Regions from separate parts of the Homo sapiens genome. Here region 2 is linked to region 1. A link is a loop called in an ENCODE intact Hi-C map of the cell type or tissue named here. Cell type or tissue: CD4-positive, alpha-beta T cell. All regions are shown on one strand. Each heading gives the region's core, and the rest is flanking DNA. Links, peaks and the distances in the headings are about the cores only. Region 1 overlaps PACS2 (phosphofurin acidic cluster sorting protein 2). Region 2 overlaps GPR132 (G protein-coupled receptor 132).

The links. Hi-C counts contacts between places; a loop is a spot of excess contacts. Peaks named below come from ENCODE experiments on the same cell type or tissue, not always from the same donor. Only the 100,000 strongest peaks of a DNase experiment are listed, where the experiment ranks them.
Region 2: it touches region 1 in a loop (4-fold over the local background); 3 of 110 quality-filtered maps call a loop at or near these places.

The regions. Positions count from the first base shown.
Region 1 is chr14:105,346,533-105,356,783 of GRCh38, reverse strand. PACS2 (phosphofurin acidic cluster sorting protein 2) reads right to left here. Exons shown (of 25, transcript NM_001100913.3): 2 at 8,204-8,291; 3 at 4,317-4,406; 4 at 1,607-1,732. Among named protein-coding and RNA genes, the nearest start is that of PACS2, 37 kb to the right of the region's middle. RefSeq lists an enhancer at 3,532-4,061. In CD4-positive, alpha-beta T cell, for the core only: a CTCF peak has its summit at 4,363 (motif pointing right); a DNase peak (open chromatin) is centred at 4,373.
Region 2 is chr14:105,039,748-105,049,998 of GRCh38, reverse strand. It overlaps GPR132 (G protein-coupled receptor 132), which reads left to right. Exons shown (of 4, transcript NM_013345.4): 4 at 1-604. The region is part of intron 1 of LOC124903398 (a long non-coding RNA gene); the gene reads right to left. Among named protein-coding and RNA genes, the nearest start is that of GPR132, 21 kb to the left of the region's middle. RefSeq lists an enhancer at 2,414-2,513 and a silencer at 4,049-4,308. In CD4-positive, alpha-beta T cell, for the core only: CTCF peaks have their summits at 3,878 and 4,089 (motif pointing right); DNase peaks (open chromatin) are centred at 2,218 and 4,088.

The DNA of each region.
Region 1 (10,251 bases), core at 1,359-9,358:
AGCAGGACCTCGCCTGCATGGCTAATGGGAAACACAGGGACCGGCAGGGATCAGCAGGACCTCGCCTGCATGGCTAATGGGAAACACAGGGACCGGCAGGGATCAGCAGGACCTCGCCTGCATGGCTAATGGGAAACAGAGCCTGCATGACCTCCCCACAGTGCCTGGACCCTCCTGCTCCACAGGAAGCAAGCGGTGGCTCCCAGGAGGCTCTCACAGCCCAGAGAGCATCCCTGAGCTACCTGTTCACCCATCGCTCAGCCTGCAGGAGGGAGGCTGGGATGATGGGCAGCTCCAGGCCACCAGAGGGGTCCCAGGGCCCTGGGAAGTGCAGCCTGGAGGCCCGGTCCACCCGTGCTGTCCGTGGTTTGCCGAAGGAATCGGGAAGACTGCAAAGCTTGTCTGAGGCCCTGCGGCGGCACGGAGAAGCGAGGCCTCGGGACGCCACTGCTGCTTCCTGTACCCTCCACGCTCCCATCTCCTGGGGTAGCAGGGAGGGCTGAGCCCAGAGTAGTACTTGGCACTTGTCCTGGATGCGTAAGTGGGGGTGTGTGAGGATCTGGGGGACCTAGCGCTTGACCTGGGAGACAGGAGGCCTGCAGGCTGGGCCTGGGGGTGTGGGGGAACCAGCTACAAGTGGGCACCCCCACTGTCCCAGCCCCAAGCCCCAGGAGCAGGGGGACAAAGTGGGAAGAAGAGGGGCTGGGGGGCTCTGGCATCTCCGGCTCCCAATGAGGGGCTGCGCTGGCTGACCTTCCCAGGCCCCAGGCAGGCAGCAACCCAGCTTCACATGCCCCAAGCACCACTCACGCCCGCAGCCCCTGGACCCCTGAACACAACCCCACGATGGGGAAAGTTCTGAAGCAAAAGAGACAAACTGGTCTGGGGCCCTGGGCTGCCCCTTCTCCCAGAGCCAATCTTGCAGCCCCGAAAGGGTCCATGAGAAAGTCCGAGGCCTCAGCCTGGGGTGTCTTCTCCCAGGCCCCCACGCCCTACTGCAGCCTCCTTGGAACGCTGGGTTCTCTGGAGCAAGGTGGGCTGCTGCTTGGCTGTTTCTTTTCCTTTTGAGGTACTTCCCCTTCTTTCCCCTCCAGGGAACTCCAGCCACCCCTCTGACCTCTGGGTGCTGCCCCCGCCCTGCTCGGGTATTGTCGCTAGCCCCTTCACAGAACTGACACCTGTCCTGCTCCTGCTCAGCCAATCCTGGGCCAGAGCACGTGCTGAGCAGGATGCAGACACGAACCCATCACAGGACGCACCCGTGGTGTGGGGACAGCAGCGATTCCTCCATGGGAAGGACTCCAGAGCAGCCTGACCCAAAACCCAGCCTCCACTGAAGGGCAGGACAGGCTCGTTAGAGGGGAGTGCGCGCGGCTGCAGGCATGCGGGGAGCCATGCTAGGCGGCAAGGGAAGGTCAGAGAGGAAGCACCACCTGGGGCCGCACCTGGCCCTTATGGCGGAGCCCGGCCGCCCAGGCTCCTCTCATCATTTTCACCTGATCCCTGGACATCTGGACCCGGGAGAGACATCTCCATCTCCCACGGGCGAATGCTCTGGCACCCAGGTGGCCAGCCCGACGCAGGCCACGCCAGACGGAGCACTCACCTCAGCCATGCTGATGGAGCCCGCGGCCAGCGTCTTGTAGCCCAGGATGGTTCTGTTCTTGTAGCGCTTTCTGCGCTGCAGCATGATCTGAAGCTTGTTGCCTTCCCTCTTCAAGAAGTGAGGATACTGTGGGCACAAGTGCGAGTGGCAGCTGAGGGTGCACCGGGGCCCCAGGCAGCATCACGGCCTCTGACGGCCCAGCCACCCTGCAGCCTGCGACCAGGCCAACCTGCTGCCCATGAGATCGGAAGGGCACCCACAGACGGGCCCCCAAGTTCATCCCAGTGGCATGCCGGTCCCCAGAGCCCATCCTTTACCCAACACAATCAAGAGTGAGCCAGTCGCCAGAGCTCAGGCCCTGAGGGCTCCGCGCCACGCTAACAGCCATGGCAGGTGGACAAGGACTATGTGCTGCAGTGTCCGGGATGGCCGAGCGCGCCTGTGGACACTCGGAAACAGTGTGGCGGCTCATGTGCCTGAGGCAATCAGCAAGGTGGGACCCAGGACGCTTTTCCGCGAGGGGCACACAGGGCGGGGAGGGCTCTCCCTCCGAGGCCCCCTGTTCACCCAACTCGCCTGCACGTCTCACCACAGGCTCCCTGTCCAGCAGGGCTCCAGCAAGCTGATGTTCACAGGTATCTCTTAGACACTCAGAGTTCACAAATAAAAATCAGTTTAAATACTTAGGGGAAAATGGGGCTGTTCACCACCCTAACTGCGGTGGTGCTGACATGCCTGAGCATGCCTATCAAAACCCACTGAACCATGGAGCATTGGGCCAGGCGCGGTGGCTCACACCTGTAATCCCGGCACTTTGGGAGGCCAAGCTGGGCGGATCACCTGAGGTAGGGAGTTCGAGACCACCCTAGCCAACATGGCAAAACCCCATCTCTACAAAAATACAAAAATTAGCCGGGCTCACTGTCACCTCCACCTCCTGGGTTCAAGCAATCCTCCTGCCTCAGCCTCCCGAAGAGCTGGGATTGCTTGTGAACTCTGAGTTTCCCCTATCTTTTTAAATAGAAGAGCAAAATAGCCTTGACTCAGTAAGTGTTTTTTTGCCCTCGTTATTATATTCTCTCTTTTTTTTGAGATGGAGTCTCACTCTGTCCCCCAGGCTGGAGTGCTATGGCATGATCTCAGCTCACTGCAACCAACCTCCACCTCCCGGGTTCAAGCGATTCTCCTGCCACCTACCTCGGCCTCCCGAAGTGCTGGGATTACAGGCATGAGCCACCACACCCGGCCTTATATTCTCTTTATCATAGATAAGGAATGAAAAACTAGGCTGGGCATGGTGTCCCACGCCTGTAATCCCAGCACTTTGAGAGGCCGAGGCAGGCAGATCATGCAGTCAGGAGTTCGAGACCAGCCTGGCCGACATGGTGAAACCCCGTCTCAACTAAAGATACGAAAAATAGCCGGGCGTGGTGGCACATGCCTGTAATCCCAGCTGCTCGGGAGGCTGAAGCAGGAGAATCGCTTGAACTCGGGAGGTGGAGGTTGCAGTGAGCCAAGACTGCACCAGCCTGGGTGACAAGGAGAGACTCCATCTCAAAAACAAACAAACAAACAAAAAACAAAGAAAAAACAAAGAAAAACTCAACCTAATAAACAAATACAAATCTTCTAATCATTTAAGAATAAACCATAATCAACAGAAGATCTGCAGTAACGCAGGACACTGATGGCAATGATGAGACAAATGCTCTCACCCCAGGGGACAGTGATGAGGGGGCCCATCACCCCAGGGGACAGTGATGAGGGGGGGCCGTCACCCCAGGGGACAGTGATGAGGGGGGGCCATCACCCCAGGGGACAGTGATGAGGGCGCCCGTCTCCCCAGGGGACAGTGACGAGGGGGCCCATCACCCCAGGGGACAGTGATGGGGGGGCCCGTCACCCCAGGGGACAGCGATGGGGGTGCCCGTCTCCCCAGGGGACAGTGATGAGGGGGTGCCCATCACCCCAGGGGACAGTGATTGGGGGGGCCCGTCACCCCAGGGGACAGTGATGGGGGTGCCCGTCTCCCCAGGGGACAGTGATGAGGGGGTGCCCGTCACCCCAGGGGACAGTGATGGGGGGGGCCTGTCACCCCAGGGGACAGTGATGGGGGTGCCCGTCTCCCCAGGGGACAGTGATGGGGGTGCCCGTCTCCCCAGGGGACAGTGATGAGGGGGCCCGTCACCCCAGGGGACAGTGATGAGGGGTGCCCGTCTCCCCAGGGGACACTGATGAGGGGGGCCCATCTCCCCAGGGGACAGTGATGAGGGGGCCCGTCACCCCAGGGGACAGTGATGAGGCGTGCCCGTCTCCCCAGGGGACACTGATGGGGGGGCCCGTCTCCCCAGGGGACAGTGATGGGGGGGCCCGTCTCCCCAGGGAACAGTGATGGGGAGGGCCTGTCTCCCCAGGGTACAGTGATGGGGGTGCCCGTCACCCCAGGGGATAGTGATGGGGGGGCCCGTCACCCCAGGGGACAGGGATGACGGGGCCCGTCGCCCCAGGGGACGGTGATGAGGGGTGCCCGTCTCCCCAGGGGACGGTGATGAGGCGTGCCCGTCTCCCCAGGGGACACTGATGAGGGGGGCCCATCACCCCAGGGGACAGTGATGAGGGGGGCCCGTCTCCCCAGGGGACAGTGATGAGGGGGGCCCGTCTCCCCAGGGGACAGTGATGAGGGTGTCGTCACCACTGGTGAAAGACTCACCTGCAAGGAGAAGGTCAGGGCCAGGTCTGTCTCCACTTGTCCACTGGGGGGCAGCACAATCTCATGGGACCGCAGGATTCGTTTGGAGCCCTGTGATTAAGCAAGACCTGTTCTAGCTCAAAGGACTGCATATCAGCAGGAAACCAGGCAAAGACACCGTGACTCCTGCACTCTAAAACTGGCAGGATTGCAGCCCTGCAGTCTGGGGGTGGTAGGCACAGGCTGGGGTAATTCTCAGAGGTGCCCTGGCATCTTTCCCAAGAACCTTAAAAACATGGAGACCCTTCGGCCCACAGGTTCCACCTCCAGGAATCTGCCCTAAGACATGAGAGAGAAACCAGGAGCGGCTCCTGCTGAAGTTAACGCGATCACAAAACAGATTCCACGGCCAGGTGCAGCAGCACCTGACTGCGCTGCCCAAGTCTGTCTGGCAGAACAAATCTGGAGGCACCAAGCCTCTTCTGGTTTTGGTTTTGAGAGACAGGTCTCGCTGTGTTGCTCAGGCTGGACTTGAGCTCCCGGGCTCAAGCAATCCTCCTGCCTCAGCCTCCTAAGTAGCTCAGCCTTACAGGCATGTGCCTCCATGCTTGGCTTAAAGCATTTTTTTATTTTTTGTTTTTATTTTTTGAGACAGGGTCTCTGTCACCCAGGCTGTGGGGCAGTGGCTCGATCTCAACTCACTACAGCCTTGACCTCCTAGGCTCAGGCAATCCTCCAGCCTCAGCCTCCCTAGCACCTGGGACTACAGGCATGTACCACCACAAAAAAATATACAATAATTTTTGTATTTTGTTAAGAGACAAGGATTAGTCATGTTGCCCAGACTGGTCTCCAACTCCTGAGTTCAAGCAATCCACCCTCCTCGGCCTCCCACAGTGCTGGGATTAGGCATGAGCCACTGCACCTGGCCTAAAGCATTTTCTAAAAAGAAGAATGATCAGGCCTGACTGGTCCTCTCAGAAAGTAAAACATACAGAGATACAATACTTAAAATACGGAGATGCTGTCACAAAAATGAGGGTAGTAGAAGCCTAGATGTAGGTGCAGGAAATGCATGAGCACCTGAAAACACAGTTCATACCCAGTGAGCTTCAGGCCAGCAGGAGACATCACACGCACCTGCTAAATGGATAACGAGTCATTTGCGTGAAAGACAACAGGACCCCAACCGCAAACTTTATATCAAAATAGATTCCTAATGGATTGAACGTGCTTATCGCAGTGCTGTTTTAAATGGGACCATCCCAACAAGGATGAGCTTGGGGACCTCGTGCCCCGAGAAACAAGCAGCCGCTGCGGGGTCCCAGGCACAAGGTTCCCGGAGGCCGGCGCGCGGGACACAGTGGATGAGAGGTGCCAGGTGGCTGGAGGGCGGGCGGGGGTCCAGGACAGACAACGGGAGCCCGGGGCCAGCCCAGGTTCGGGTGGGAGCAGCGGGGCCTCAGGACAGGTGCGGGCGGCCCGCATGGCCGTACTCGGGCTCCATGAGACGTCCATGGCGGACTCTGGTCCTCCCCTTGTGCTGGGGCCTCACGTGCAGCGTGGCAAGAGGCAGCGCGGCTCTCCTCGGCCAGCCCTCCTGTCCCCTCTCCTCTCCCCAGCTGCCCCTGCGTTGTGGTCTGGACTCTCCCTGCTCCTCCCCTTGACCCTTCAGAGATGTTTCCCTGCAAATGTGCTCTGCGTCGGGTCCCTCTTAGCATTCCCCCCTCAGAGGACCTGCAGGGACCCAGCTGTGTCGGGAAAAGGACAGTGTGTGCCACCAGCCAGTGAGGCGAAGGTGCACGCCAGAGAAGGCTGAGGGGCAGGTGGGGCTGCGGGGCCAGGCTGGCTGCTTCCCCCACAGGGGGCCTGGGCGGAGAGGACACCCCAAGAGAAGCAGATGAGGAGCTGGGGTGATCAAGGGAGGCCAAGGGCCACGTGGCTGCTGAGCTGGGGTGGGCAGGGAGGGCATGGGCAGCCAGTCCATGCGCTACACAGAGGGGCTGGAGAGGTGGGGCTCTGAGGGGCCCTGGGGCCAAGCTCTCGGTCAAGACACAGGCTGGGGCAGGACCAGAGACAGGCAGAGGAAGGAATGGGGCCAAGGAACAGGGTCAGTGTGGGGTGGGGCCCCATGCCAGAGGTTAGAGGTCAACAGCACCAGACTCAGAAGTCAGTGAGGGGTCGACTCTTGCCTTCATGCCTTTCTGCATTGCTCTGAAGACCCAATGAGACCCTGACCCCTGCCCCCCAAGCCAAGAGGTCCAGACACAGCCTCACGGCCTGGTGGCAATGGCCCACAGAGAGCTCCCTGTTCCCCAGGGACGACCCGCAGCCAGACTGCAGCAGGTACTGGGCACCCTGGGCATGGCCACACCCATGGGCAGGACAGGCGGAGAGACGCTTCCATCCTGCTATCAGCCACGCACTCCTGGAAGTTCTTGGGGTCCTGCTATTAGCCACGCGCTCCCGGAAGTTCTCGGGGTCCTGCTATTAGCCACGCGCTCCCGGAAGTTCTCGGGGTCCTGCTATTAGCCACGCTCTCCTGGAAGTTCTCGGGGTCCTGCATTAGCCACGCTCTCCTGGAAGTTCTCGGGGTCCTGCTATTAGCCACGCTCTCCTGGAAGTTCTCCGGGTCCTGCATTAGCCACGCACTCCTGGAAGTTCTTGGGGTCCTGCTATTAGCCACACGCTCCTGGAAGTTCCTGGGGCAAGGCCCCACCACCCGGGGAACCTGGCCACCAGCACACGCCGCAGATGTAGGCTGCTGCTAATCCACGAGCATGTTCAGCGAGGAAAAGGGTTTCTCCAGACGTTTATTTAAGATGCAGTAGGTTTCACATAGTGGCAATTGACTGGGACAGACAACAAGCCTCAGGCCTCCTCGCACTCAAGACCCAGTGCTTGGCTGGTGACCTCAGCCACACTGGCCGAGGCTCAGGTGCTACTCTGCAGGTCGGGGAGACCCGGAGACCCCGTGTCAGAGCCACAGCAGGTGTCAAGAATCCGGCCAGCTGCAGGGACCTGTGTGGGGCCTTGGACATGGGCTCCAAGGGCAGGGCCCCATCCTCGAGGAGCTGATGGGCTGGGGTCAGGAGCACAACAGCCACTGAGACCCCACCCTGTCACGCTGGACGGCCACACAGAAGGACACTCCTGTATGCTGAGGACATGGGTGAGACTTGCCCATGAGTGGTGCCGGCTAGGGAGAGCCCGCTGGCGGTGGCCCTATACAGGCCACACACCTGGAACCGTATGACCCTGAAAGGGCAGGGGTGGCCCTGACAGTTGGCGGGGACACCTCCCTGTCTGGGCCACTGGGCAAAGGCCATGCTGCAAGGGTCATGGCAGCTCTACCCCAAGGAGGGGGCGGGGCCTGGGCCAGGCATGGGGAAGACACCAGCATGACCCCTCTGGAACCGCTACTTGTTCAAAGCCTTCGAGAGGTCACAGGACCCACTAGGGTCAGGAGAGAGGCCCTGGCACCAGGGGCTGGGAGTTCTGGCTAGGCCCTCGCCTCCCAGAGTGCCCTGCTCCCCTCTCCCACCGACGCCCTCCACCCCACAAAAAGTGGGCAGGAAGTGGGTGCTGAGTGCAGCAGGGAAGCCCTGGCTCCAGGTGCTTGGGGCCCGTCCATCACTGTGAGGTGACTCGAGGGCAGCTCTGCCCTGGGAAGGCCCCATGCATGTGACCTCCACATCCCAGAAGGCCGGGCCTGCCTCCCTTGTGCGGGACAGGACTGGACCCAGGAGCATCCTGTCATTCCCAGCCCCCCGGGCTCCCGGAGATGGCATGGGCTGCCCGCTGTTTTGGCACAAGGCCCCACAGTAGCGCACCGCCTGACTCGTCTCCCAGGCACATGGAAAGCCTACACAGCACCCAGCCACAGCCGGGGTCACAAGCGGCCTCACCTGCATCTTGACAGCGATCACCACGGAGATCAGCTCCTTCTCCAGCTCCTTGAAGACCACCAGCTTCTTCAGAGTCAGGCTGCACAACCTGTGAGGCAAGGCACAGCTCAGCCTCGGGGCTCCGCCCTCTCCTCAGGACGCGGCCCTGTGCCGTCCCAGCACTGTGTCACCCCGGGAGCCTGCACCCTGGGGTGCAGGGCGGGGTGTGACTGCCTGGGCGGCCCCAGGACCTCACAGGGCTCCAAGACATCACCCCAGCTGTCCCTGCACATGGTGGGCACCCCTCAGCATCCGTTGGCTGCCGGGCCAGAGGTCCCATCTCCTGAAGGCCCCTGAGGGTGAGCCTCCCTCCCATGGAACTCACTCAGTGTGGGCCTGTGGACAGGCAGGTAGGAGGGATGACAGGCCACAAAGAGAAGATCTGAGAGTCCTGAGCCAGCTCCCAGCTGTGAGAGCACAGGCCTCCCCTCTCCCGCGGCCCTATCCAGCCCCAGGCCCAGCCGCCCCAAATCCTGCCCACCCCAGGACCCCCTGCCCATAGCTGGGATACGCTTTCCCCCAACCTTCCTTCTGTTCATTTCACCTCCATCATTCCGTCCTGAGGCCACAGGAGTGCTGGAGACGCCAGGGACAGTCTGAAGGACACACCCAGTGTCCAGGGCTCTGTTGCTGAGGAGTGGAGGGGTGTAGACCCTACCCTCCACTCTGCCTAGTGCTGCCCCGTGTGAACATGCCATCTCCCCGGGGCATCTGCCGTACACGCGCCAGGGCTCCAAATCCATCCAGTGAAGATGCCCACACCACCCACCCATGCCTGAAGGTGTGTGGGGTGCAACACCCACACTGGCAAGCTTTCCGGAAACTTTGGCACAGCTCTCTTTGAAGCTTGGCTCATTTTTCTTCTTGCTCAGGACAGCAGAAGGGTGAAGGCACCACCATCCAGATAGGGATGGCACTGTCTGCCCTGCCCGGCTTCAGGCTCTAAGACCAACAAGTTCTGAGTGGCTGAGTCTGTGCTGGGGACACTTTCCCTTGGGGAAGTCTGGACTTGTGGCACCCACCTCCTGGGCTGGTGCTTGGCCCTCAAAGTATGAATGTAAAACACCAGAACAGGCGCCAGACACAGTCAGGCCATGGAACGCAGCCACCCACCAGTGCCACAGTGGCCGCCACGTGCTTCCGTCTCCACCCCTGGGCATTGGGTGTGGACATGGCGGTGGGAAGGCAGTCCCAGGCCCTTCCAGCACACATCCCTGCCCCCAGGCAACGGGAGCACTGGATGGGTACAGCCTGTGTATGACTGCCTGGGCGGCCTCAGGACATCACAGGGCTTCCTGAGCACCTGTCAACCCATTTGTAAAATGGAGACCACAGAGACCCCACTCCCATCCTGGCTGCTCAGGTGATGATCTACTACACTGTCTACACTCCACTGAGCTGCTGAGAGAAGCCAAGGGGCAGACACCAGAGCACTCTGGGTGGGACGCGCCTGACTTGACAGCAGGGCAGCAGGTGGGAGGTGCAACGGGGACAGCGGACAACAGGCAGTGGGGGAGCCGTGCAGGCGGGGGTAGGGAAGCTGTGTGGGCAGAGGTGGGGGAGCCATGCAGTGGTGGGGGGATGCTGTGCAGGTGGGGGTGGGGGAGCCGTGCAGGGGGTAGGGGGTGATGCCGTGCGGGTGGGGGTGGGGGTGGGGGAGCCGTGCAGGGGGTGGGGGGGAAGTCATGCGCGTGGGAGTGGGGGAGCCGTGCAGGGGGTGGGGGGGAAGTCATGCGCGTGGGAGTGGGGGAGCCGTGCAGGGGGTGGGGGGAAAGTCATGCGCGTGGGGGTGGGGGTGGGGGAGCCGTGCAGGGGGTGGGGGGGAAGTTGTGCGGGTGGGGGTGGGGGAGCCGTGCAGGCGGTGGGGGTGATGCCGTGCGGGTGGGGGTGGGGGAGCCGTGCAGGCGGTGGGGGTGATGCCGTGCGGGTGGGGGTGGGGGAGCCGTGCAGGGGGTAGGGGGGGAAGTCGTGCGCGTGGGAGTGGGGGAACTGTGCAGGGGGTGGGGGGG
Region 2 (10,251 bases), core at 1-8,000, 310 kb after region 1:
CCCGACACCTCGGGCACATCGCATGCACTCAGAGCACAGAGCCGGGCAGACGCAGCACCTGCATGGGGAGCCCAGTGCCCGGCACAGCACAGGGGCTTCCAGGGAGGCCGCGCAGGGCCGTGGGGCTGAGCCACGCTCTCGTTTTGTCAGGCAGCTATGCAGTTGCTCTTCCTTGTTTTTGTTTTGTTTTTGTTTTTGTTTTTAATATTTATTTTTTTAGAGACAGGGCCTTGCTCTGTTGCCTGGGCTGGAGAACAGTGGCACCATCATAGCTCACTGCAGCCTCAAACTCCTGGGCTCAAGCGATCCTCCCCGCTCAGCCTCCTGAGTAGCTGGGACTACAGGTGTGCACCACCACACCCAGCCAAAACAGCCATCCTCCCCTTGAGAGTCATCAGAAAAATACATTAGGAAAATGTGTTTAGAAATAAAAGCACAAGGCAGGGCAGTGCTCACGCCTGTCATCCCAGCACTTTGGGAGGCCGAGACGGGAGGATCAGTTGAGGTCAGGAGTTTGAGACCAGCCTCGGCAACATGGCAAAATCTTGTCTCTTTTTTTTGGTATTAAAAAAATCATAAAAATAAAAGAAATAATGCAATTTAACCTTCACAGTTAACATTTCTCCAATTTAACCTTCACAGTTAACATTTCTCCAATTTAACCTTCACAGTTAACATTTCTCCTGCCTTGAGAGGAGTGTGCCCCTAGGCTTCCAGAGGACAGCCGTGACCAGGGACTTGAAAAGTTGGGGCTGAGGTTCTGGACCAGTCTGGAATATTCAGGGCTGGGGCAAAAGGGATCATAACGATGTCCAGCAGGGGCTTTCCTGTGGCTGCTATAACCAGTTCCCACAAGTTGGTGGCTTAAAACAACAAACCGGGCTGGGCACCATGGCTCATGCCTATAATCCCAGCACTTTGGGAGGCCAAGGCGGGCAGATCACCTGAGGTCAGGAGTTCAAGACTAGCCTGGCCAACATGATGAAACCCCGTCTCTACTAAAAACACACACAAAAAAATTATCTGGGTGTGGTGGAGCACACCTGTAATCCCAGCTACTTCGGAGGCTGAGACAGGAGAATCGCTTGAACCCAGGAGGCAGAGGTTGCAGTGAGCTGCGATCGTGCCATTGCACTCCAGCCTGGGCAACAAGAGCAAAATTCCTTCTCAAAAAACAAAACAACAGCAACAACAAAAAAACACAACCAAAAACTGTTTACTCAGGCTGGGCGCGGTGGCTCACGCCTGTAATCCCAGCACTTTGGGAGGCCGAGGCGGGCGGATCACGAGGTCAGGAGATCAAGACCATCCTGGCTAACACAGTGAAACCCCTTCTCTACTAAAAATACAAAAAATTAGCCGGGCGTGGTGGCAGGCGCCTGTAGTCCCAGCTACTCGGGAGGCTGAGGCAGGAGAATGGCGTGAACCCAGGAGGCAGAACTTGCAGTGAGCCGAGATCGCGCCACTGCACTCCAGCCTGGGAGACAGAGCGAGACTCCATCTCAAAAAAAAAAAAACCACTGTTTTCTCACAGCTCTGAAGCCAGAGTCCACTTTTTCATCTTTTGCTGCCACACAGCAACAAATAAGAGCCTCGCTCCCACGTCAGATCCCAGCCTTGGGGACCGGGCGCCGTCTCACCCACCGGTAGGGACAGCAGGGCTAGGCTGAGACACGCAGAGTACCTGGCTCAGGCGAGGGACTGCCTGAACTGGCTGGTGTCACAGTGGCAGGAAAGTTACCAGGCATAGCCGGGTGAGGTGGCACCTGCAGTCCCAGCTGCTTAGGAGGCTGAGGTGAGAGGATCATTTGAGCCTGGGAGGTGGAGGCTGCAGTGAGCTAGCACTGCACCACTGCACACGGGGAGGCCAGGAGACAAAGGCCCGATGGGACCTGGGGATGACACCTCTGTGGCGGTTTCAGAGGGCGCCTGAGCGCAATGTCTGCAGTGAAATTTAAAAATGGACACCGGACCTGTGGGACCCACGGCAGTCACCATCAGGTGGGGAAGCTCTATGCAAAGACAAACCACTCAGAGTGAAACTCGGGGGGTGGGGCTTACCTGATGGGAGGGGCAGCTACGGGGACCTTGCCCAGGGTGAGGCCCAAATGGGACCAGGCACCCAGAAGGGAGGCCCAGCCCAGCCCTTAATGCTGAGACCCTCGAGGGCTGTGGGCGGAGGGCAGCAGGTTGAGTCCCTGCAGGACGGGCGCAGCTGGGGAGGTGGAGGTTACGGGCCTGCCTGGCTGCTCACCGCCCCGCGTCTGCTCTGGCAGTGAGAGAGGGTCACAGCATGGCTTTGTCATCAGCCACTGACCACTGACCACAGGCCCTGGCCCTGTCATCCAGCTTGTGCTGCTGGTGGGAGCTGCTGAGGTGGCCAGCGCTAGGGGCCGCCCTGTGTGGAGTCTGGGCTCACTCACTGTCTCTCTCACCATCGACCCCTTCCTCCGCCCCGCTTGACCTCACTCAGGCACTCCCTCCACGAGGTGCTCCTGGGGCACCCCAGGTAGTGAGGAGGCCACAGTGAAGGCCGCTGTGACCCACGCAGGGAGGCGGGAATGAGGAGGGGAGCCCCGAGGGCCACCCCTGCCTCCAGCACCATGCCCTGCCGCCCTGCCCTCCAGCCTCTAGCCACAGTTGCCTCTTCAGACAGGGTCCAGGAGGGGCAACACTGCTCTGCTCACTGCCCTGTCGTTACCTGAGTAACGGTGACAGGGAGAGAGGACCACACACCTCCTCGCCAGCTGGAGAGAAGCCCCCGGACCTATGGAACTGTTCTCCCAGGTCCTACTGTGACGAAGACACCTGCACACCAGGGGAAGGAGCAGTTCAGAAGCAGCACCTCAGGCTCTCCGGAAGGCCCTGTGTCCCGTCCACACCCGCTCCCCTCCGACCATCCCCACTCTGCCTGGCATGGCAGGGGCTGTGGATGCCTCACAGCGACAGCCCAGGGAGAGGCCGCATAGGCCAGGGAGGCAGGGAGAGTTTTGTTGGGAATTCTGGGATCCTACTGCCTGGAGTTGGGGCAGGGGAGCACAGCCCAAGGAGGTCACATCCTGGTGGCCCTGCAGCCTCCTGGCATGTGGGAGGACATGCCTGGAAGAGACAGCATGAGGGGGGACCACATATGGAGGACTTTTTTTTTCTTTTGAGACAGAGTCTTGCTCTGTCACCCAGGCTGAAGTGCCGTGGCATGATCTCAGCTCACGGCAGCCTCCACCTCCTGGTCCCCTGAATAGCTGGGACCACAGGCGTGCACCACCACACCCAGCTGGTTTTTTTTTTGTTAGGGACAGGGTTTCACCACATTGCCCAGGCTGGTCTTGAACTTCTGGACTCAAGCAATCTGCCTGCCTCAGCCTCCCAGAGTGCTGGGAGGGATTACAGGCATAGGCCACCACATCCATCCTTTTTTTTTTTTTTTTTTTGAGACAGGGTCTTGCTTTGTCACCCAGGCTGGAGTTGAGTGCAGTGGTGCAATCTCAGCTCACTGCAGCCTCTGCCTCCTGGGTTCAAGCGATCCTCACACCTCAGCCTCCTGAGTAGCTGGCATCACAGGCATGTGCCACCATGCCCAGCTGCCCAGCTAATTTTTACATTTTTTATAGGGACAGGGTCTCACTGTTGCTCAGATTGGTCTTGAACTCCTGGCCTCAAGCAATCTGCCTGCCTTGGCCTCCCAAGGTGCTGGGATCGCAGGAGTGAGCCAGCCCCCAGTGCTAGCAGTGCTCTTGGGTAATGAACGTGTGAATGAGAGCACACTGAATGGTCGCGTGGGGCGGCCACCCTCCTGAGGGACAGCTCACTATGGACAGGTGATACCACCACTTGGTACCTCCTTTCTTCATCCATAATTTGCGAATGGTGACAGTGACTGTCCCACAGGCCTGGTGGGGTATTAATTCAGATAGTACACGTCCCACACCTAAGATGAGCCTGGCACAAAGCAGCGCTCAAAAACACACATCTTCCTTTAACTTCCTCCTCGGTTCCCCCAATGGGGGATCTTGCAGGCAAAGTGTTGACGAAAGGTCCGCCCGTTCCCAAGAACGACCCTAGAGGGCGCCAGGCAGCGGGGCTTGAATGGACCGGGCGGGTTTCGCTTTCCCGCTAGTAGCCGCCCGCGGCCGCCAGGGGGCAGCAGCTGCAAAGGGCGCCCGTGGGCAGCCGGGCCGCGCCTGTGGCCACGCAGTGCAGAGGCGGCCCCATCCGAGCGCTCGGGCGGGCGGGAGCGGAGCCGGAGCAGTGTCCCCGCCACCGCGGAACCTTCGCAGGCGGAACATTTTGCACATCCTTCCAGACCTTTCCTAAATCCTTACCTGCCTGCACAGGCACTCGTGGAAAATACGCGATACTGCCTTGTGTGTATGCATTTATCCAGCTTTTTATTTTGAAATAATTCCCAATTTTGGGGCTGGGCGCAGTGGCTCACGCCTGTAATCCCAGCACTTTGGGAGACCGAGGCGGGCAGATCACGAGGTCAGGAGTTCGAGACCATCCTGGCCAACATGGTGAAACACCGTCTCTACTAAAAATACAAAAAAAAATTAGCTGGGCGTGGTGGCGTGTGCCTGTAATCCCAGCTACTCGGGAGGCTGAGGCAGGAGAATCGCTTGAACCAGGAAGTCAGAGGTTGCAGTGAGACTCCGTCTCAAAAAAAAAAAAAAAAAAAAAAAAAATCCCAATTTACAGAAGGTGGCAAACACCGTGCAAAGAGACCCGGATATTCCTGTCCTGCAGATTCGCCATCTGTGAACATTGCCCCGCTATTCCTTCTCTCGCTCCTGCTTATATGGCATTTGAGAATAAGCTGCAGACTCCAGGCTTGCTCCCCTAAACAGCTCAGAGAGTATTTTGGAAATAAACGAACTCTCTCCCAAGTAATTGCAGTGAACCTTGAAAAATCAGGAAGCCACCACTGATCCAATGTCCCCATCGACTCCGCAGAGCCCCTGCCAATTTCCCCGCTGTCTCAGTGAGTCTTTGTGGGTCTTATGGGTCTTTGTGGGATGGCCCTCGCTCTAGCCTTGCCTGTTTCCTGTGGCTTCTTCATTTCCAGGAGGAACCCCTCAGAAGTGAGACTTTCCTCTTACAGCAACCTACCGGAGGCCCACGGGGCCAATCTGGCCATCGCTGGTGATGATAACCCTCATCGCTTGGGTATGATGGTGTCTGCCGCCATTCCCCACTGAAAAGTTAATTAGTAAGCATTTTGCATTCATTAATGAATAAGCAATTATTACACCGTTTCTGGGGAGAGAATTTGAGGTTTCCACTATGAGGTCAGGCTTACCCTTCTCTCTCATGTGTGTATGTGCGGGTCTCCGTCCATTTTGTCTTGCTATAAAAGATTACTTGAGACTGCATAATTTATCAGAAAAAAAAGAGGTTTACTTAGCTCACAGTTCTACAAGCTGAGAAGTTCAAGGGCATGGCCCTGGTGAGGACTTTCATTCTGTGTCACAAAATGGTAGAGAAGGCAGGGCACAGTTGCTCACACCTGTAATCCCAGCACTTTGGGAGGCTGAGGTGGGTGGATCACCTGAGGTCGGGAGTTCAAGACCAGCCCGGCCAACATGGTGAAACCCCGTCTCTACTAATAATACAAAAATTAGCTGGGCGTGGTTGCACATGCTTGTAGTCCCAGCTACTCGGGAGGCTGAGGCAGGAGAATCGCTTGAACCCAGGAGGCAGAAGTTACAGTGAGCCGAGATCGCGCCGTTGTACTCCAGCCTGGGCGACAAGAGCAAAACTCCATCTCAAAAAATAATAATAATAATAATCCAAGATCTGGGCACTAGGGGTGCTCACTGTTTCCAGATCTGTAGAAAATACATATGCCTATACACACACACATAGATATATACACACACATAGATATACATCTGTATTTCCAGCTATCCATATTGGAACTGGATTTGTACTGATATCTCCAATTTCAATCCACCCAGCCAGAAGTTGGTCCAGTCTGACCACTTTCCTAATTTGCAACTCCCTTCTCCGAAACGAGAGTCCTCAAATCCTTCATCCCCGATGCTTTTACTTATTTGTGCAATCCCCAGCCCTCTCCAACGTCTCTTTCTTGGCTCCTTGGCAGGTTAAAAGCTGGCCCTCAAGGAGGAGGGAAAGGGGAAGTAGGAAAAAGGAAGAAATGAATGGTCTGAGAGTTCCCTCTGTTTGCAAGTGAACAGTGAGCCTGCCAGTGTTCTGAACATGGGCAAGACATGAGACACCTGGGTCTGAGACAAAGACTTTGTTACTCACAGCACAGCAGGCAGCACGAGCTTCATATTCCCCCCAGCCCCCCAGCCCCACGGACAATGAGGAGTGGCTCCGGTGGATGCTGTACACACAGCTAAGGAACCCTGGGTTAGGAAACACCAGTCATTTAAAGGACTGCTAGCAAACCTGCCCAGTTTCTGCCCAGAGGGAGAAGCCATCTTTATTATCTTGGACAGCAAGCAAATTTGCCCTCTGCCTGGAGGGAGACACATGCATGACGCTGAGGATTCACGTGTGGACATTGGGACCCCAGGGCCTGAGCTGAGACCCCAGCACTGCCCTTTACTCTCTGGGACCTTGGACAAGTGACCCAACCTCTCTGTGCCTCGCTGTCCTCATCTGGAAAATGGAGACAATAACTGTATCCAGGTCACTGCTTTCTTAGGAAGATTAGCAAGACCAGTATACAACGTGCCAGGGTCATCTATGCTGGGAAGGGCTGAGTGGGCTGCAGACAGGGCCATGGATGGCCTCTCTGAGCAGGTGCTTTTGAGACCAGACCAGTGGAAGTGGGGAGCAACCTTGCAGCTGGTCTGGGTCAGGCGCAGGGCAAAAGCCCAGGGCAGGGAGCACTTCAGGTGCTCGAGAAGTGGTGAGAATCCACGGGGAGCAAGAGCCCAGGAAGCCAGGCATCGACAATGGAGTTCCCTCTGAGCACCTGAGACGGCTGTGCCGGGGACTCCTGAGCAGAGGCCAATGCAGCCAACTCGCATTTAAGGGCCCGCTGGCTGTCGTGGAAGTGCCTGGATACTCAGGAAGAGCTACAAGCATCTGGAGGCGGCCCAAGGGTGCAGGTGAGCCTCCGAACTGGGCAGCAGCGCGGGCGGTTGCAGGTGGGTAGATCCTGATGTGTGTGAAGGTGGAGCCGAGGACGCTGGCGGGCAGATGGGAGGTGGAGGTGAAAGAAAGAGGCTGCAGGAGGAACCCAGTGCTTCGGAGGAGCCTCAGGTAGCTGGTGGTCTTCCTCTCCTGTTACCACAAATTGCGTGGTTTCAAGCAGCCCACCTTTCTTAGCTTGCAGTCTGTGGGTCTCTGCTTACGCTGGAGTCAGGCGGCAGCTGGTCACGCTCTGGTCTGGAGCTCAGGGTCCCCTTCCAAGCTCGCTCCTGTCGCTGGGAAGCCGGGTGTGGGACTGAGGAGGTCCCTGCCTCCTTGTGGTGTCACTGATGGCTGCTCCCTGCTTCTGGGGGGTGCTCATGTTCCTTCTCACGCCCCCCGCCCTGTCTTCAAACCAGCATCCGCACCTTGAAGCCTTCCCAGGCTTGGACCTCCCTGACTCCCCCTCCTGTCACCAGCCACAGAAAACTGTCCTCTTTTCAAGGCTCCCGGGACTAGGTCAGGCCCACTTGGGAATTAGCGTTAAGCTCCACTCTGCCGTGTAAACTCGCCCGACCTTGGGAGTGGCACCTCCGCAGAGGCACCAGTTCCAGGGGCTGGCGCAGGGGAATCTGGGAGAGCACATGTTCTTAGAATTCGGCCTAAACTGGGGTGCTTAAAATAAGGGCACGGCTGACACGCAGTGGCCTCCTGGTTCTTTTGGTGCAGGGTGGATGGCGTTTAATCCAGGACTGGAGAGGCGCCTGGGGAGTAGGCGGTGACAGAGGGGCGGTGTGAGGGCTGGGATCCGGAGCCCTGCAACACTGGGAGGGGGCGGAGAGGAGGGATGCACAGAGGCTCACGAGGAGGGGCTGGTGGGAAGAGCAAGTGCAAGGGTTGGGCAGGGCAGGGCAGGGCCCACAAAGTTTGGCCCAAGGCCCCCAGTGGCTTGGAGAGGAGAGGAGGGTGGAGGACGGCTGGCAAGCCCATAGGTACATAAAGGCCTCAGGAGGCCAGCATGGTGACTCATGACTGTAATCCCAGCACTTTGGGAAGCTGCAGTGAAAAGATCGCCTGAGTCCAGGAGTTCAAGACTAGCCTGGGCAACATAGGAAAATCCTGCCTCTACCAAAAATACAAAAATTAGCTGGGCATGGTGGTGTGCGCTTGTTGTCCCAGCTGCTCGGGAGGCTGAGGTGGGAGGATGGATTGAGCCCGGGAGATTGAGGCTGCAGTGAGCCATGATCACACCACTGGTGGAGAAAGAGTGCACCCCAGGAGTTTGAGACCAAGAACAGCAAAGTAACTGTGGCCACGGGGGTGTGGGAAGGTTTTGGGGTATTTGCTAGTATGAAAGGAAAATATGGGGACCCCAAAATCACTAAGCCAAAGTGAAAAGTCAAACTGGGAACTGCTGGCAGGCAGACCTCCCTCCAATCCTATTTGTAAACAAGACAGCTACAAAGATTAAAAAGCTACATACCTCCCACACAAATTGCCCACAAGGAAATTCCTTGTGATGTGTTACCCGTGGAAGGTGCTCCCCACTCCCTGCTTCGAGTTGTCCCACCTTTTTGGAACAAACCAATGTGTTTCTGTTTCTTTTTTTTTTTTTTTTTGAGACAGAGTCTCACTCTGTCGCCCAGGCTGGAGTGCAGTGGTGCAATCTCAGCTCACTGCAACCTCTGCCTCCCGGGTTCAAGCGATTCTCCTGCCTCAGCCTCCCAAGTAGCTGGGATTACAGGCGCCTGCCATCATGCCCAGCTAATTTTTGTATTTTTGTAGAGACAGGGTTTCACCATGTTGGCCAGGCTGGCCTTGAACTCCTGACCTCAGGTGATCCACCCACCTCGGACTCCCAAAGTGCTGGAATTACAGGCGTGAGCCACCGTGCGCGGCCTTATGTATTTCTTTCTTTCTTTCTTTTTTGAGATGGAGTCTCGCTCTGTTGCCCAGGCTGGAGTGCAGTGGCACGGTCTCGGCTCACTGCAACCTCCGACTTCCTGGTTCAAGCGATTCTCCTACCTCAGCCTCCCGAGTAGCTGGGATTACAGGCGCCCGCCACCATGCCCGGCTAATTTTTGTATTTTTAGTAGAGACAGGGTTTCACCGTGTTAGCCAGGATGGTCTCGATCTCCTGACCTTGTGATCTGCCCACCTCGGCCTCCCAAAGTGCTGGGATTACAGGCGTGAGCCACCGCACCCGGCTGGCCTTATGTATTTCTTAAATGTGTTTGATTGATGTCTGTGTCTCCCTAAATTGTATAAAACCAAGCTGCACCCCAGCCACCTTGGGCACATGTTCTCAGGACCTCCTGACGGCTGTGTCACAGGCCATGGTCACTCATATTTGGCTCAAAATAAATCTCTTCAAATGTTTTACAGAGTTTGATTCTTTCCATTGACATGTTACTGGTGAAAGGTATCTGAGTTACTGGCAGTGAATCCGTACAGGTCTGTGGCAACCTCAATTCTTGCCTCCTCAGAAGAATTCGACCAATGGGCATAAGCAGAAGGAGAAACTGAGGTAAGTTTCAGAGCAGGGGTGAATGTTTATTAAAGAACTTTGGAACAGGAATGAAGGGAAGGAAAGCACACGTGGAAGAGGGCCAGGTGGGCGACTTGAGAAACCAAGTGCACGACAATCTATACAATTTTTCTTTTCTTTTTTTGAGACGGAGTCTCGCTCTGTCACCCAGGCTGGAGTGCAGTGGTGGGATCTTGGCTCACTGCAACCTCTCCCTCCTAGGCTCAAGCGATTCTCCTGCCTCAGCCTCCTAAGTAGCTGGGATTACAGTTGCACGCCACCACGCCCAGCTAATTTTTTTGTATTTTTAGTAGAGATGGGGTTTCATCATGTTGGCCAGGCTGGTCTTGAACTCCTGACCTCAAGTGATCCGCCCACCTCGGTCCTCCCAAAGTGCTGGGATTACAGGCATGAGCCACTGCACCTAGCCCAATCTATACAATTTTAATCATGTTGAGTATAAAATACAATTTCCATAAGCCTTTTATAACCTTTTATTAAGGACTGGGTTAATACTCCAAGAAAACCTTGTTAATCCGACACAGAGGCCCATATGCTGGGCTTACATCAGTGTGCCTTCAACATTAATGGTTAACTTATCTCTCAAAATCACCCCTTACAAT